Linked DNA regions of Homo sapiens: region 1 is linked to region 2. The links are chromatin loops, found by intact Hi-C in ENCODE. Cell type or tissue: HCT116. All regions are shown on one strand. Links, peaks and the distances in the headings refer to the core of each region. The heading gives the core; the rest is flanking DNA.

Evidence for each region. Hi-C counts contacts between places; a loop is a spot of excess contacts. Peaks named below come from ENCODE experiments on the same cell type or tissue, not always from the same donor. Only the 100,000 strongest peaks of a DNase experiment are listed, where the experiment ranks them.
Region 1: it touches region 2 in a loop (4-fold over the local background); 16 of 110 quality-filtered maps call a loop at or near these places.

Annotation. Positions count from the first base shown.
Region 1 is chrX:103,173,254-103,181,598 of GRCh38, forward strand. No RefSeq gene overlaps it. Among named protein-coding and RNA genes, the nearest start is that of BEX4, 38 kb to the right of the region's middle. In HCT116, for the core only: a CTCF peak has its summit at 3,304 (motif pointing left); no DNase peak of the experiment used is centred there; H3K4me3 peaks cover 499 bases.
Region 2 is chrX:102,929,792-102,938,136 of GRCh38, forward strand. It overlaps RAB40AL (RAB40A like), which reads left to right and starts at 7,481. Exons shown (of 1, transcript NM_001031834.1): 1 at 7,481-8,345. The coding sequence starts at 7,528. All of the region lies in intron 10 of LINC00630 (long intergenic non-protein coding RNA 630), which reads left to right. In HCT116, for the core only: a CTCF peak has its summit at 5,013 (motif pointing right); a DNase peak (open chromatin) is centred at 5,020.

The DNA.
Region 1 (8,345 bases), core at 179-8,178, 240 kb after region 2:
TTAGCAGGAAAAACATGAATGGATACTTGGGAGAATGAATGGATGGAGGGAACAGAGATTGACTTGTAAGTGGTTTTCTTTGGAAGTTGAACCTGAGAGAAGGGCATTATTCTGTAAGAAGACTGGGCCAGACCTGGTTACATTCTTCCTCTCCTTACCTGAAATAGATGAGATAACAGGGAAGAGAAAGAAAAGAAATTATTCTTCTTGATGGGTTCACCTGATCTTTAGGAAGATAGGGGAAAAGTCTCTTTCAAGGCCCGTTGATTTCCAAGAGTTTTTAATTCAAAATATTCATTATGCCACGGAGGCATATTTTGGGGTGAAATTCTCTGTGCTCCTTCAGTGTGTGAAAGGAACATAAGAAAAACTTAAGAATTTTTTTTTTTTTTTTTTTTTTTTTTTGAGACGGAGTCTCACTGTCGCCCAGGTTGGAGTGCAGTGGCGCGATCTCGGCTCATTGCAGGCTCCGCCCCCTTGGGTTCACGCCATTCTCCTGCCTCAGCCTCCCGAGTAGCTGGGACTACAGGCGCCTGCCACCTCGCCCGGCTAATTTTTTGTATTTTTACTAGAGACGGGGTTTCACCGTGTTAGCCAGGATGGTCTTGATCTCCTGACCTCGTGATCCGCCCGCCTCGGCCTCCCAAAGTGCTGGGATTACAGGCGTGAGCCACAGTGCGCGGCAAAGAATTTTTAAAAATCTTTAATTCCTTGAAAGTTTGGCAAGTTTAAAAGTTAATGTGCAGGAGCAGGAGCCATCTCATATCAGACTTAAACCTTGAATTTTCCCACATGTTAATTTCCCTTCTTACTCTTTTATATTTACTTAAGAGGGAGCTAATGAGATGCCTCCAATGGAATAGTATGGGTTCTGAGCCCAATACATATTTAGCGAATTGGTGAATGTAAGAATAGTTAATTGTATGTTGAAGAAATGCTAGTAATTCTTGGATTTTTGTCTCTCAGGGAAGCAACAGATGGCTGAAATCCTGTTGTGATATGGCTGGATAATGCATGCTCTGAGGATCCTGCACTGATGGCTATGGAATAGCTCCAGCATTTTCCTAAATATATTAACATTCTGAGCAGTCCAGGAGCAACCTTTAGGCAAACAATACACCGTGCTTCCCGGGTCCTATGTATTAATGAGATAACCAAGTGAGTTCACAGACACACCTGTCTTTCCAGCATAGGAACTGGATTTGGGTCCACTCAGAAGCATGATATTGAACAGTTCTTATGAGATTATGAAACACACAAGAATATTGAAAACCTTCTGTCTCTAACATGTTGAAATCAAGGCATATCAGAAAGATATTTGCTTCCTTTATCTACATGTCTATATTCTCATAAGGGAAAACAATGAAAAATAATTTTTCAGAATGCCTCCTTAGCCCTGAGTCTCAGCCAGTCCCTACTGCTGTTCTCAACATTTAATTCACCATTGAAGTCCCATTCTATGCCATAGAGTCTGGAAAAGTTTTTTCATTTGACTCTCAGGACAGCTCTGTAAGGATGGTATGGTCAGTCCCATTTCACAGATGACCAAATAGAAGTTTATAGAGCCGAAGTCACCTCTCCACATAACTGACAGGATTGGAATGAGGTCCTATGCCTCGCCCTTTTTAGAAGACACTGAGCACCCTCCCTTTTAGGAGATGGGAGCCCAGGGCTTGAGAAATGGTCAGATTCCACTCCCCTGCTATTGTGGCCTTATGGGTCCTCATTCAACAACCCTTCTTGGTGATGAAGATGGTAGTGTGCATATATGTGCACATATATTCATTGCTTTGGAAAGGCATTCTTTGTGTTTAATTTCATAGGAAAATGAAATAGATAAAAAGTTGAATTTACTCTGTGTGTGAGTGTATTTCTATGTCTCCTGTAGCTGGATTGCCCCACCTCACAGATGTTGCTTTATCTTTAGTTGAGACTGGAGCTGGATTCCAATCTGAGGTTTAGATGTCCTAGAAAATGAAGAATACAGAGAGATTGCTGCTAATTGGTTAAAAATTCCAGAAAACTGGCCTGGTACCATTAAATCAAGATCCCCAACTCTGGCTGGGCACAGTGGCTCACACTTGTAATCTCAGCACTTTGGGAGGCCAAGGTGGGAGGATAGCTTGAGCTCAGGAGTTCTAGACCAGCCTAGGCAACATACTGAGACCTCATCTCTAATAAATAAATAAATAAATAAATAAATAAATAAATAAATAAATAAATAAATATTTAAAAAGATCCCCAACTCCAATTCTCCCTACTCCTTGCTGAAACCCTTGGACTGAGACTTTCAGAATTGCAATCCTGGCTGTGACCACCAGACTACATCCATCTCCAATTTCTTTTTTATTTTTATTTTTATTTTTTTTTTGAGACGGGGTCTCGCTCTTTCACCCAGGCTGGAGTGCAGTGGCACGATCTCGGCTTACTGCAACCTCTGCCTCAGCAGAGCAATTCTCTGCCTCAGCCTTCTGAGTAGCTGGGATTACGGGTACCCGCCACCACGCTCGGCTAATTTTTTTTGTACTTTTAGTAGAGACAGGGTTTCACCATCTTGGCCAAGCTGGTTTTGAACTCCTGACCTCGTGATCCAACCGCCTCAGCCTCCCAAAGTGCTGGGATTACAGGCGTGAGCCACCATGCCCAGTCCAATTTCTTTTTTTCTTTTCTTTTTTTTTTTCAGGCGGAGCAACTTGTTTTTTAAAGAAAAGGAGTACAGTACGGTTTGCAGAGAGTAAGAAATGACTTGGAATGTTCTGTTTACTAAAATAAAAATTCTGTTTGGAAAATTCATATGTATATTAAAGCAGTTCCAATGGCTGTTGACTTCAAATCTACATCACATTCACTGATTTATCTCTTCCCTCCTGAGTGTAGGTTGAGGTGTCCACACTGTAGGAGAGCCCCTCCCTCCCAGAAAGCATGGCATTCACTCTCCATTACCCCACCCCTGTATAGGTTTCCCAGACCTTCTCCCATCTCCTCTCAGTCATCCTCTCTCCAGGACACGGTGGACACAGCTGCCCAGACCCCTCAATGACTGCCGATCCTGTCTCAGACACCTCCCGCCTGCCCTCTGCTGCTCTGTGCTCGCCCACCGGCCACGACCAAGGCGCACTGCTGCTACCTGGTGTTTCATTATATGGTTTTACACCATTATTTTATACCTATCCGGTTTTTTCAGAGAGTATTAGAATGTTCTGTACTGAGATTCATAAACTGGGTCGCAAGAGAGGTATTGTAATTTTTGCTCCTTGCAGACACTTTGAAGTTTGAAAATAGTGGTATATAGTGGTACTGTGGTGCCCCCTCGTGACATAGGCCTGCACTGCAGCTTGAACATCCATGAACAGGAAGCCAGACAGTTTTCTGGTCTGGGAAAAAAGTAGACATACCCTGGGTATCCAGGCAAAAAGTGAAGCCTCTTTCTATGCTTTGTAGGTTGAACAAAAGAGTAATTTTTATTTTTATGCTTTAGGACATCTGGATAAATAGGTTGAGACCCATATAAACAAAAATGGATCCAGGCTATTTGTGACCATTGCAACCTGCTTTTGCACCTAATATATTTCCATGTAAATACATTTCTATGCTAGCACTTTAAACTACTTTGCAACAAAATTTCACTTTTTTTTTTTACAAGGACCAAGTGTTTGATAGTATAAAGCTCTTAAATTTTATTTTTCCAGTACCCTAGCGATGGAAATATAGTCATTTTACATTTTCTATTACGAACAATAGCATACTTAATGTTCTTGTTCATATACATGAAAATATCTTAGTAAGCGTTTCTTTATAATAAAGTCTTGAAAGTGTCCTTTCAAAACCCTGGTAAATGATAAAATTTTATATTAGCATAATGAATTCAAAATGCTATTACTGACCAGACACAGTAGCTCATGCCTGTAATTCCAGCACTTTGAGAGGCTGCCTCGGGAGGATAATATGAGCCCAGGAGTTGGAGACCAGCCTGGGTGACATAGCGAGACCCCATCTCTACAAAAATTTAAAAAATTAGCCAGGCATGGTGGCATGTGCCTGTAGTCCTAGTTACTCAAGAGGCTGAGGTAGGATTGCTTGAGCTTGGGAGGTAGGATTGCTTGAGCTTGGGAGGTTGAGGCTATGGTGAGCTGTGATCACACCACTGAACTCCAGTCTGGACAACAGAGCAAAACCCTGTCTCAAAAAAACCATTGTATTACTCGTATATATTTTAACTTTGCAGCATGAAAGTACCTGTTTCTCTGAACATTCGAAGTAATGGGAATTGTTATTAATCTGCTAGGCAACATATCATCTCTCATCTTTGTTTTCATCCAAATTTGTTTTTGTTGCCTTCCAAAATTCCATCCTATAGATGTGACATAATCAGTTTTCACAAGCCCATGTTATTTAGAGTGTTCTGATATTCCCTATTATCTACACTCTGTGAATGGTATCTTTTCAGAGTCTGTACACTGCTAAAGAGTGCAGTTCAGGGCAATGGTCATGTGGCTGTTTGCACTGGTAAGTGGAATGTGCCCACTTTGAGCCCAGCTAACTGTCTTGGAAGAATTATAGTATTGTGATGATAGAATCTGGCTGGGGTTTCTCTCTCCCTCTCTGTCTCTCTCTCTCTCTGTGTGTTTGTACTGACAACCACATATCCCTCTGTTTCCTTCTGCCCCTGGATGTCTTTGCTTCCCATTGGTCTCCCTAACTAAATTCTGGCCCAGAAGGAAAGGTAAATAATTATTAAGATGGCAATCCTGGGCCAGCACGGTGGCTCACGCCTGTAATCCCAGCACTTGGGGAAGCTGAAGCCAGCGGATCACGAGGTCAGGAGATCCAGACCATCCTGGCTAACACGGTGAAACCCCGTCTCTACTAAAAAATACAAAAAATTAGCCGGGCGTGGTGGCACATGCCTGTAGTCCCAGCTACTTAGGAGGCTGAGGCAGGAGAATCGCTTGAACCCGGGAGGCAGAGGTTGCAGTGAGCCACTGCACTCCAGCCTGGGTAACAGAGCGAGACTCCGTCTCAAAAACAACAACAACAACAACAACAACAAAAAAAAAAAAAAAAGATGGCAATCCTTATATCCAAATCTTTATCAATATCCTTCACTACATCCTGAAGATAACCTTCTAAAAAATTGTTGGAGCAAAGGGTGTGCAATTATGTAGCCTGTTGATAAGTATTGCCATACTGCTACCCAGAGAAGTAGTGCCATTTACACTCCACAAGTAGAGTCATGTGACAAAGGCCACAGCGGAGTGAAGAAACTAATAATGCTAACATCCAATCATAGAGGGAAGGCCTTGGACCCTGTCATGGACTCACATGTCAGCAGTAGCCCTAGGAGAACCTGCAGGCTCATGTGCTTGTTGCTTATTGTGTCTGTTAGGCTGCATATGTAACTGGACCCTTTTGCATTGAAAAATAGTGATAATGATGATTAACAGAGTATTTGTTTACTAGAGAATTATTTAAAAATTACCTTAATATCTAGTTAAATATGATTACAGTGAGAGAATTTCCACCTGGCATGTTATCAAAGTATAAAAAAAACTATTCAGGATTCCAGTGAGGTGTGCATGCAGGGACATCTACCCTGTCTCATATTGCTAGTGGGGATGTCACTTAGTACAACCTCTTTCCAGGTTGATTTGTCAACATCTATTAAAGAGTCTATGCATCTCTGATCTGTATGTGTTTGGAGACTGTCCCTTCAAATATTCATCCTCAGTATGACACCTGTCCCTTTATTAGAGAATGCATGTCCCTCATGATATCGGTTGTCTGGGGACTCTACTTTCTAAAGCACTGACCCAAACACACTCCTTTGTCATTATAAAGTAGGAAATTGAGGTCCAACAATTTTTATCTGACCCACAGAAAAAAAAGAGGCCCGGTGCAGTGGCTCACACCTCTAATCCCAGCTGCTCAGGAGGCTGACACAGGAGGATCACTTGAGCCCAGGAGGTCGAGGTTGCAGTGAGCCATGATTGTGCCACTGCACTCCAGCCAGGAGACAGAGAAAGACCCTGTCTCAAAAAAAGATATATGCAAATAGCCAATAATCATGAAAAAATGTTCTAACTCATTAATTATGTAAAGAATGCAAATAAAATCAACTAAATAACTTTTTATTATCTATCATGTAGATGCTGCTACAAGAATCTCACTTCAGATGAAATGACAGACATAGGTTGAAGGCAAAGGGATGTGTGCTAGTCTGTTTGTGCTACTATAACAAAATACCTAGACTGTGTAATTTATAAAGAACACAAATTTATTTCTCCCATTTCTGGAGGCTGGGAAGTCCAAGATCACAGCACTGGTATTTATTGTCTGGTGAGGGCCATCTTGCTATATTTTCACATAATTAAAGGGAAAAAAGCTGTATGCTTACATGGCAGAAGGTGGAAGGGCAAAAGGGCAAATCTGGTTCCCTCTAGCCCTTTTATAAGGTCGCTAAACCCATTCATTAGGGCAGAGCCCTCATGACTTAATCACCTCCTAGAGGCCCTACCTCTTAATAGGCTCAAATTGGCAATTAAGTTTCAACATATAAATTTTGGGGGAAACATTCAGACTATGGAAGGATGAAAAATATACATTATGAAAATAAAGGAAAACAGGAGTGTGGTTGTATTAGTTTCAGATAAAGTACACTTTAGAGCAAAGATAAGTACTAGATACAGAGAGGAATATTATAAAATAAAAGAGTCAATCTGCCAAGAAGATATAGCAATCCTAAATGTATATACAGCAAACAGCAGAGTTACAAAATATGCAAAGTAAAAACTGATAGCAAGGAAAGGAAAAATACACAACGTCGTGACATTATTAGGATACTTCAACACTCTTCCCTCTACAATTGATACAACAATCAGATAATTTCTGTCATGTTATTGGTGTATTTAGACCTGTGTGGTGTTTTCTCACATCAAGTGTGTGTCATTTTTCCACACCAACAGCCAGTTCTCCAATTTTTCAACAGCAGCTCAGTACCCAACAGTTAAATTCAATTCTGATGCTATCTACCTAAGTTAGCTTCAGATCTCACAAGTTAAAAGGTTCAGTCCTGTAAGACTGTCCAAGTTCAGATGCCAGCCACAAACAAGTAGGGTCCTCAGGCAACTCACCCTTCTGCCCAACTGACTACAAATTCAAGGGTTTCTAAGGTTCCCCCACCATAGACTTGATAATTCTCTAAAATAACTCTTATAACTCAGGAAAATGTTTTACTTGCTATTACCGGTATATTATAAAGAATATAACTCAGGAATGGCCAAATGGAAGAAATGCATAGGGCCAGGCAGGGTGGGGAGGATGGATGTGGAGCTTCCACGTCCTCTCTGGGGCACACCATCTTCCCAGCACGTCAATGTGTTTGTCAGTCTGGAAATTCCCCAAACTCCATTGTTTAGGGGTTTTATGAAGACTTCATTATATAGATATGATTGATTTAAATCATTGGCCATTGGCGACTTACACTTAATTTCTCCACCTTCTGGATATCAAAGGAGTGGGGCTAAAAGTTCTAACACTTTAATTACCTGGTTGGTTTTTCTGACAACCAGGCTGCATCCTGAAAGTATCTACACCCTCACCCTGCAAGAGCCATCTCACTACTGTATAAAACCTTTTGAAGATTTTAGGAGCTCTGTGCCAAGAGCTGGGGACAAAGACGAAATACAGTATTTATTTTTATTATATCATAAAGCCTTTTACATTTAATGTAATTTTTCAAATATTTGGATTTATATCTACCATTTCATTACTTATTTTCTCTTTATTTCCTCCATTTTTTATTTCTATATTTCCCCTTTCCATCCTTCCTTTGGTTTATTTGAAAGGTTTTATAGTCCATTTTAATTTTTCTGTGGTGATTTTGACACTATTTCTTTGTTTTACACTTTTAGTGGTCACTCTATTTAGCACAAACTATCATCTTAACTTTCCGCAGTCTTTTAGAATTTTAGAATCAAAATTTAACATTTTAATTGATTTGTTGAAATCTCATCATCTTATAACCCTATAACCTTCCCCTTATGCCACAAAAATCTGTAAATATCTCATGTACTATGTCTACATTCACTGAAAACCCTGTCAGACAATGTTATACTTTTGCTTTCAACAAACTTATTTTAAAGGACAAAAGGAGAATATTCCATTATATTTGCCCAGATATTTACCATTTCTGTTGCTCTTCTTCTGCAAGTAGAATCATGATATTTCTGTCTTAAAATAAAATTGTATCTTAATTAAAATTTTATGACCTGCCTTTCTTCACTAGCAACACATATTGAATATCATTCAATGTCAATAAACAACCATCTATATCATAGTTTCAGTGC
Region 2 (8,345 bases), core at 63-8,062:
TATGCAAGGAAACAAAACTATGTATATGACCTGTCCATCTTTTTGTAAACATGAATTTTTCAAAGAGAGTTGTGGTCATGCTGTACTTATTGTTTCATTATCTACTTTGAGGAAAATTTTGTTTCTGTTTATACAAATTATGCCTTTTCATTGGAAGAAATACAGAATGCTCTCACCTGGTGCCCAGAGTCAGAATTGCAGAAATTAAAGTCAACCAAGAGCTTGGAAAGGGGTAGGAGATTTGAGTGGAGTAAGGGAGGCACATGTATTCTATTGTATAGAATTGTAGAGAACAAAGCTTTCTGGAATTTTCTATATGCATGTTTCCAGAGCAATGAATATGTGGGCATCATAAATATAATCAGGTCACAATTACAGTGTTTTTTGTTTTTAACATTTTGAACAATGAAATTTCCACATTTAAAACACTAGGGAATTGCAAATTTATAAAACAAATATCCTCTATCTCCCTCCAAGGCAAATATACTGATTTATTAAATAAATCTTTTTAATATACTATTTTTATACCACAGCATATGAATGTGATTCTTAGTCAATAAATGTATTTCTACACTATCATTTTGTGACTAGGGTCACAGATTTTCCTGATTTACAAAACATTATCTTAATGACTTTGTCACATTATTAACTTTTTTTATTGTTTAAGCCATATGAAACATAATTGAAATGTATATTAGAAATTAAAAATATTCTGTCTAAATCTTCTCCATCTCCATAATACAAAGATGGCCTGTATTAATTTATTCGTATCTATTCTCCAGATCTTTTTTCTCTCCATGTAGTACACTAACTTATTTTTAGCCACACACACATACATATAAACCCATGTAGAGAGAGATAGATATATATATTTTTTCACAATGGAACCATATACTACATTATAATTTATGACTTTGTTGATTGTCCAAATCTGATTCTTTTTCATTTTGTGTGTGTGTGTCTACAAGTGTTTTGGGGAGATTAATATTGGTTTTTATTGCATTGTCTCTTGATATAATTGACCTATCTCTGTTGTTTAAGAGTACTTCATACACAGAGGATAAAAACCTAGATTAAATATGCATACAGCATTTATATATTAACATATAAAAGCTACCTTATCTAACATTTGTAGTGTAACTTGCGTGTTTAACTGTAGTGGGTAGAATTATGTCCCCCTCAAAACATGTCCCAAACCTAACCCACCCAAACTTTATTTGGAAATAGGGTCTATGTAGATATAATTAAGTGAAAGATCTCCAGAAGTAAATATCCTGAATGTAGGTTGATGCCTAACTCCAATGACTGGTGTCTATATAAAAGAAAGCAGAGGGAGATTTGACACATGCAAGGAAGAAGGCCATGTGAAGATTGAAGTAGAGATTGGAGTTATGCTGCCTCAAGCCAAATAAAGGAGGAGCTGGAAGAGCTAAGAAAGGATTCTCCCCTAAAGCTTTTGGAGGCAGTGTGGTCCTGCCTACACCTTGGTTTTGTACTTTGGGCTTTGGTTTTATACTTCTGAACCATGAGATAATGAAATTCTGTTGTTTAAATGTGCAAAGTTCGTGATAATTTGTTATGGTGGCCCTAGGAAACTATTCATTGGCTGATATCCTACTTTTCATGTCTACAGTGATACTAATGCCAGTAAGATATGTAAAAAGAATTTAAAATGACTAACATTTCTTATGAACTGTATGCTTTTAATGTATTGAGTCAGTCAGTGCTCACAGCTGTTTTACAAGGTAGATACTGTGACTAATCCTTATTTTATAGATGAAAAACTGAATGACAGAGAGAATAAAGACTTTGCTTGATACTGCATAGTTAGGGAGTGGGACAGCTTGGATTTGTGTCCAGTACCTCATGCTCCAGAGCCTGTCACAGATTTGTGTTAAATTTAAAGAAACGACTGGACAAGCATGCATATTTTATGAGTTCATTGAAAGCAATACTCAGTATGGTTATATATGTAAACAAAAAACTGAACCTAGTGACCAAAAAGGGGATTGTAACCTTGGCGAGATCATGTTCATTGCAATCCTGGGGACAGAAGCCACAGCGCAGTGGGATAAAGAGTAAATGGGAAATAATGTTAATAGAGAATGTAGAAAATTAGAAAATTTTTTGAAGGAGAAGGAAAAGACAGAGTCAAAGAGGGAGAGAGGGAGGGGAGGGGGAGGGGAAAGGAAAGGGAGAGGAGGGGAGAGAGAAGAGGGGAGAGGAGAAAAGAAAGATATCCTGTGGCTGAATTGAATTGATGATGTATTAGGCCATTCTTGCATTGCTATAAAGAAATGCCTAAGACTGGGTAATTTATAAAGAATAGATGTTTAATTGGCTCATGGTTCTGCAGGCTTACAAACATGGCACCAACATCTGTTTAGCTTCTGAGAAGGCCTCAGGGAGCTTTTACTCATGATGGAACGTGAAGCTGAAGTATGTATGTCACATGGTGAAAGCAGGAGAGAGAAAGTGGCGGTGGGAGCGGTGGGGGGGCGGGGGGGTGCCACACACTTAACCAGATCTCAGGAGACTCACTATCATGAGGACAGTACCAAGCCTTGAGAGATCTGCCCCCATGACCCAAACACCTCACACCAGGCCCAACCTCCAACACTGGGGATTATAATTCAACATGAAATTTGGCAGGGACATATATTCGAACTGTATCAGGTGATGAGGAACAAAAAAGGATTTTTAAAACAAAAAAGAATTTTCAATTCTTTGGAGTTTGAGAAAGTTTAAAGTTAATTTGAAGAAACCATCTCCTCTCAAATGTGAACCATGAAGTTACCCATATATTCATTTGAATTCTTACCCTCTTTCCACTTTAGTTAATGAGACACCTCCAGTAGACTAGTATGCTTTTAAAGCTCAATACACTTTCAGTTATTACCTAATGAAAGAATAGAAAATTGTCTGTTATAGAAATTCTTGTAATTCCTAGATTTTTGCCTCTCAAGGAGGCAGCGGATAGCTGAAATCCTCTTGTAATGTAGCTGGATAATGTGTGATCTGGGAACCTTGCACTGTTTACTGCAGAACCGGTCTACAGGATTCCTATAAACATATTAAAATACTGAGCAGTGCTGGAGCACTCATTAGATAATTGCCACTCCTTGTGTCCCTGATGTGATCTGTCGTGGAGCTCACCAGGTGAGTTCACAAACGCTCCTGTCCTACCACTATGGGGAAGTGGATTTGGGTCTGCTCAGAGGCATGATGTTGAATAGCTCTTAGGAACTTTCAAGCACCTAAGAATGCAGAGACCTTTGGTCTCTAAAACTTTGAACTTAAGGCATTTCAGAGAGAGATTGCTTCTTTCTTCACGATGTTTGTGTTGTCATTAGGCGAAACAATGAGAAGTGATTTTTTCATGATGACTACCTTAGCCTTGAGGCTCAGCCAGCCCCTCATGCTGTGTACCAATACTTAAAGGCCACTCCCTGCTGTATATTCTCAACAGATTTTCTCATTTACCCCTCAGGACTGCTCTGTAAGGTTGGTATAGTCAATCCCATTTCACAGCTAACCAAGCTCAGGCTCACAGAGCCTAAATCACTTTTCCAAGTAAGTGGCAGGATTGGAATGAGGTTCCATCCCTCACCTTCCCTAGAGGACCCTGAGCACCCCCTTTTAGAAGATGGCTTTCCAGGGTTTGAGAAATGGTCAGATTCCACTCCCCTGCTATTGTAGTCCCATGGGTTCCCACTCAACAACTCCTCTGAAGATGACAGGGGAAGTGAAATCCTGTGCTTTGTGCCATGAGATCTGGTTGTAGGGCCACATGAGAGGGCTGATCCTTAAAGTGGCAAGTGGGCTCAGGCAGAAGCTCAGGTGTTGGCCTTGGGACAGGTGAGCTGCAGAGAAGGAAAGAAACATGCACTGAATTACTGTAAGCAAATGCACTTTACACCTCATCTCCTTTAATCTTAACTGCTACCCAAGGTCATTATCACCATTATTCAAATTAGGCTGCTGCCTTTAGAGGAGTTTACGTAAATCAGGGAGACAACTTTGTTGTTTCCTGATAAGCACAAACTCTGTAATACTCTAGACTTTTATCATTTCTCTTCATTCCTCCAGGGCCCTGAATGCTCTAATCTCCCTCCAGGCTGGCAGTACCTGCTCCCCAGGTGTTTTTCAATGTTTTTTCTTTGAAATTTAAGATCTGTGTAATTTTAAAGTCAAATTTTGAAGTTTAATTGGGTTAGTATCCATGATTTGTGAAACATAGTAACAAAATGGCAACTATTTCAACAGAGAATTTAAATGAAATGTACATGAACAATAAACATACTAAAATACGCCAACCCCACAAGAACTAATAAAATGCAAATATTTTAAAATCTTGAGAATTTATAATGACAAGATGCAAAAGATAAGTACCATGATTGCACTTTTGGAGAAGACAATGTGTGTGTGTAGGTGAACGTGTTGATGTGTACCTCACCTTCAGGGACATGTCTGGAGAGTATGCACCATCCTAGGAACAGCAGACCCCTTGGGGTTAAGGAGTGGGAGTTGACCAGTGAGAGCTCAGGTTAATTTTGATTTATCAATATGCTCTTGTGTACTGTTCAAAAACTGGTATTTGGGAATAAAAGTATTCTGATGAAAATTTGAACACACAAAATACTTTGGAACAAATTGTCAAAGTTAAGGTGTACATAATGTCCATTAATTTGAAAAAGCATTCCTTATATTCTATTTTATTGTGAAAGAAGTAAATAACAAGTCCAATTGACAGAGGTTTTGTGTGTGTGTGTGGGTGTTTGTGTGGGTGTGTCCTCTAGCTCTACCACCCCAAATACAAAATCATGGATGCAACTTTAGTTCCAGCGGGGATTGGAACCAATATCAGTTTCATATATTCTGGAACATGATGGATACATGGAAATTGCTACCATTAGGTGAATAATTCCAGAAAACTGTGGCTGATACATTGGAGCTAACCTCCAACCTCCATGCCTCCCTCTTCCTGAGTCCCTGGTTTGAGATTATCAGAGCTGCGTTTCTGTCTCTGGCCACTAGGAGGCATCAGAGCTATCTCTGTTTTTGTACATTTTGCAGAGTAACATGTTTCAAAATGACTTGTTTACTTTGATTCCAGTTCTGTTTGGAAAATTCACATGTATATTAAAGCAGGTCCATTTGCTGTTGACCCCTAAATCTACATCGCATTCACTGATTTATCATCTCTTCCCTTCTCAGTGTAGGTTGAAGTGTCCACACTGTCGGAGGGGGCGGGGGCGGGGGCGGGGGAGGAGGGGTCCCTCCAGAGAGCAAGGCATTCACTCTCCATAACTCTATCCCTGTACAGGCTTCTCAGACCTTCTCACACTCTCTTTCAGTCTTCCCCTCTCCAGGACACTATAGACACAGTTCCCCAGATGCTGCTCCAGTGCCTCCGACCTCTCTCCGTCACCTTTCTACAGCCCCGTCACTGCTACCTGGTGTTTCATTTTGTGGATGCCCTGGAGCATATGTTTTTACATTTACACCGATCAGTTTTTTTCTTACCAGCATGGGGAACTGGTTTTGTGTCTTCTCGGAGGCATGATGTTGAACAGTTTTCGTGAGATTATGAAACACACAAGAATGTAGAGAACTCCATCTCTAAAACTCTGAAATCAAGGTGTATCAGGGAGATTTGCCTTCTTTATATGGATGTCTGTGTTTTCATTAGGAGAAACAATGAGTAATGATTTTTCACGATGCCTGCCTTGGCCTTGAGGTTCAGCTAACCCCTACTGCTATGTCTCAATATTTAAAGGGCCATTGAAGCCTCCCATTCCATGCCATATACCCTGGACAGGTTTTCCCATTTATGCCTGGGAATAACTCCGTGAGGATGGTATAGTCAGTCCCATTTCACAGATGACCAAGCTCAGGCTCACAGAACCTAAGTCGCCTCTTGAGGTAAGTGGCAGGATTGGAATGAGGTTCTATCCCTCACCCTCCCTAGAGGACCCTGAGAGCACCTCCCTTTTAGAAGATGCACTTCCAAGGCTTAAGAAATGGTCAGATTCCACCATTCAGATCATGGCGATGTCTTTAGGGGAGTTTGTGTAAATTAGGGAGACAACTTTGTTATTGTTTGTTCTGTATTGATGAGTATTTAGAATGCTTCTCATTTTTTCCTTTTTAAAAAGATTTCAGCAATACTGTAGCAAATAACCTCTTACCTGGCTATTTTGTACATGTGAAAAATGTTTCATCCATTACATGCTTACACATCTATCCCTTGGGGCTTGATTTCAATAATTTAAACTCCCTTATATGTGTCTGAGCATTCTCATTCCTTTAACCATCTTTATACCTGTTGTAGTTACAATATTTAAATGCATTTATAACTGAGAAGTGTGTTTCCATTTCCTTGATGTATTTGGTCCCTCATCCTGCCCCCATACACAGACACACACAGAGCCACTTTTACCTTTTTCTTTTGCAAATTAAAAAAAAATTCTTATTCAGTTTTTTCTACATTGAAATTTTGTCAAACGATAGGTGATAAAAGTATATTTAGATAGTTGCATTTGCATTCCTTATATATTAGTGAGCTAGAATGCATTTTCTTATGATTATTGGCCATTTGCATTTCATCATCCATGAACCATTTATATATTTTGTCAGTTTTGCTGTTTTGTTATAGGATCTGTACGTGTGTTAAATCTAAAACCCTTCATTGATCTATGCATGCGTTATTTCAACACATCTTTCTTGGCTGAATATTATTTATGAGACACTCTAGAAAAATCCATATCCTAGATGTTTCTTCTGAGATCTTGGCTCTTATATTTATGGGAGATGTCCCCCTGCAGCAAAAAATGTGTTAGTGCCCATGCAAACATGCGTGGCTTGTCAAGGATCACATGCACAGACAGTTCACACTTACTCCTAAACCCGGCATGGCCACAGAGTAGAAAGGATGTGTGGGGCATTATATAAGGAGAGCACTGGCTCAGGATTGTGATTTCTGTGATCTCTATACTAACGGCAAGATTTTTAAAAATTACGTAACATTTCTGAGTTTGCCTTTTCTCATTTGTAAAATGAAAACAATCATAGCTACCAAAGACAATTGTTCTGAGAAGTAAAAGAACAAATTATTTTAAGCGTCATACACAGCGTAGGGTACATACGGTACTCAACACATCTTAGTCTGCTTCCTATCTCATACCCGTCCTTCCTTTAAAGGAGATTCCTTTGACATAATCCAAAAGGCATGGTTCCATAACGATCACATGAAAGTTTTAAGGGAAATGTATAGGTTTCCATGATGAATTAACTGCTGTGTCACTACTCTGTGCTGGGTAAGAAAAAGGAAAACAATCGCTGAACCGGTTTCCCAGGGTTTGTAAAAGAAAACCATCAAAGCCACCACCTCATTTCACTTTATTTCGTAGACTTCCCCATCCCATTTTTTATGTTCTATGCTAATTTCTCAAGAAAAATAGGCCCGGCACCGCCTCTGCGCACAACCTTGCTGGTCTGGCCCAGGCGGGGGGCGGGGCCAGCACGATGAGCGCCCCGGGCAGCCCCGACCAGGCCTACGACTTCCTGCTCAAGTTCCTGCTGGTGGGCGACAGGGACGTAGGCAAGAGTGAGATCCTGGAGAGCCTGCAGGACGGCACGGCCGAGTCCCCGTACAGTCACCTGGGGGGAATCGACTACAAGACGACCACCATCCTGCTGGACGGCCAGCGGGTGAAGCTGAAGCTCTGGGATACGTCGGGGCAGGGAAGATTTTGTACCATATTCCGCTCCTACTCTCGTGGTGCACAAGGAGTGATCCTGGTCTACGACATTGCAAACCGCTGGTCTTTCGAGGGTATGGATCGATGGATTAAGAAGATTGAGGAACATGCCCCTGGTGTCCCTAAAATCCTGGTGGGGAATCGCCTACATCTGGCATTCAAGAGGCAGGTGCCCAGGGAGCAGGCCCAGGCCTACGCCGAGCGCCTGGGCGTGACCTTCTTTGAGGTCAGCCCTCTGTGCAATTTCAACATCATAGAGTCTTTCACGGAGCTGGCCAGGATAGTGCTGCTGCGGCACAGGTTGAACTGGCTCGGGAGGCCGAGCAAGGTACTGAGCTTGCAAGACCTCTGCTGCCGCACCATCGTGTCCTGCACACCTGTGCATCTGGTGGACAAGCTCCCGCTCCCCATTGCCTTAAGAAGCCACCTCAAGTCCTTCTCCATGGCTAAGGGCCTGAATGCCAGGATGATGCGAGGCCTCTCCTACTCCCTCACCACCAGCTCCACTCACAAAAGGAGCAGCCTCTGCAAAGTGAAGATCGTCTGCCCACCCCAGAGCCCACCCAAAAACTGCACCAGAAA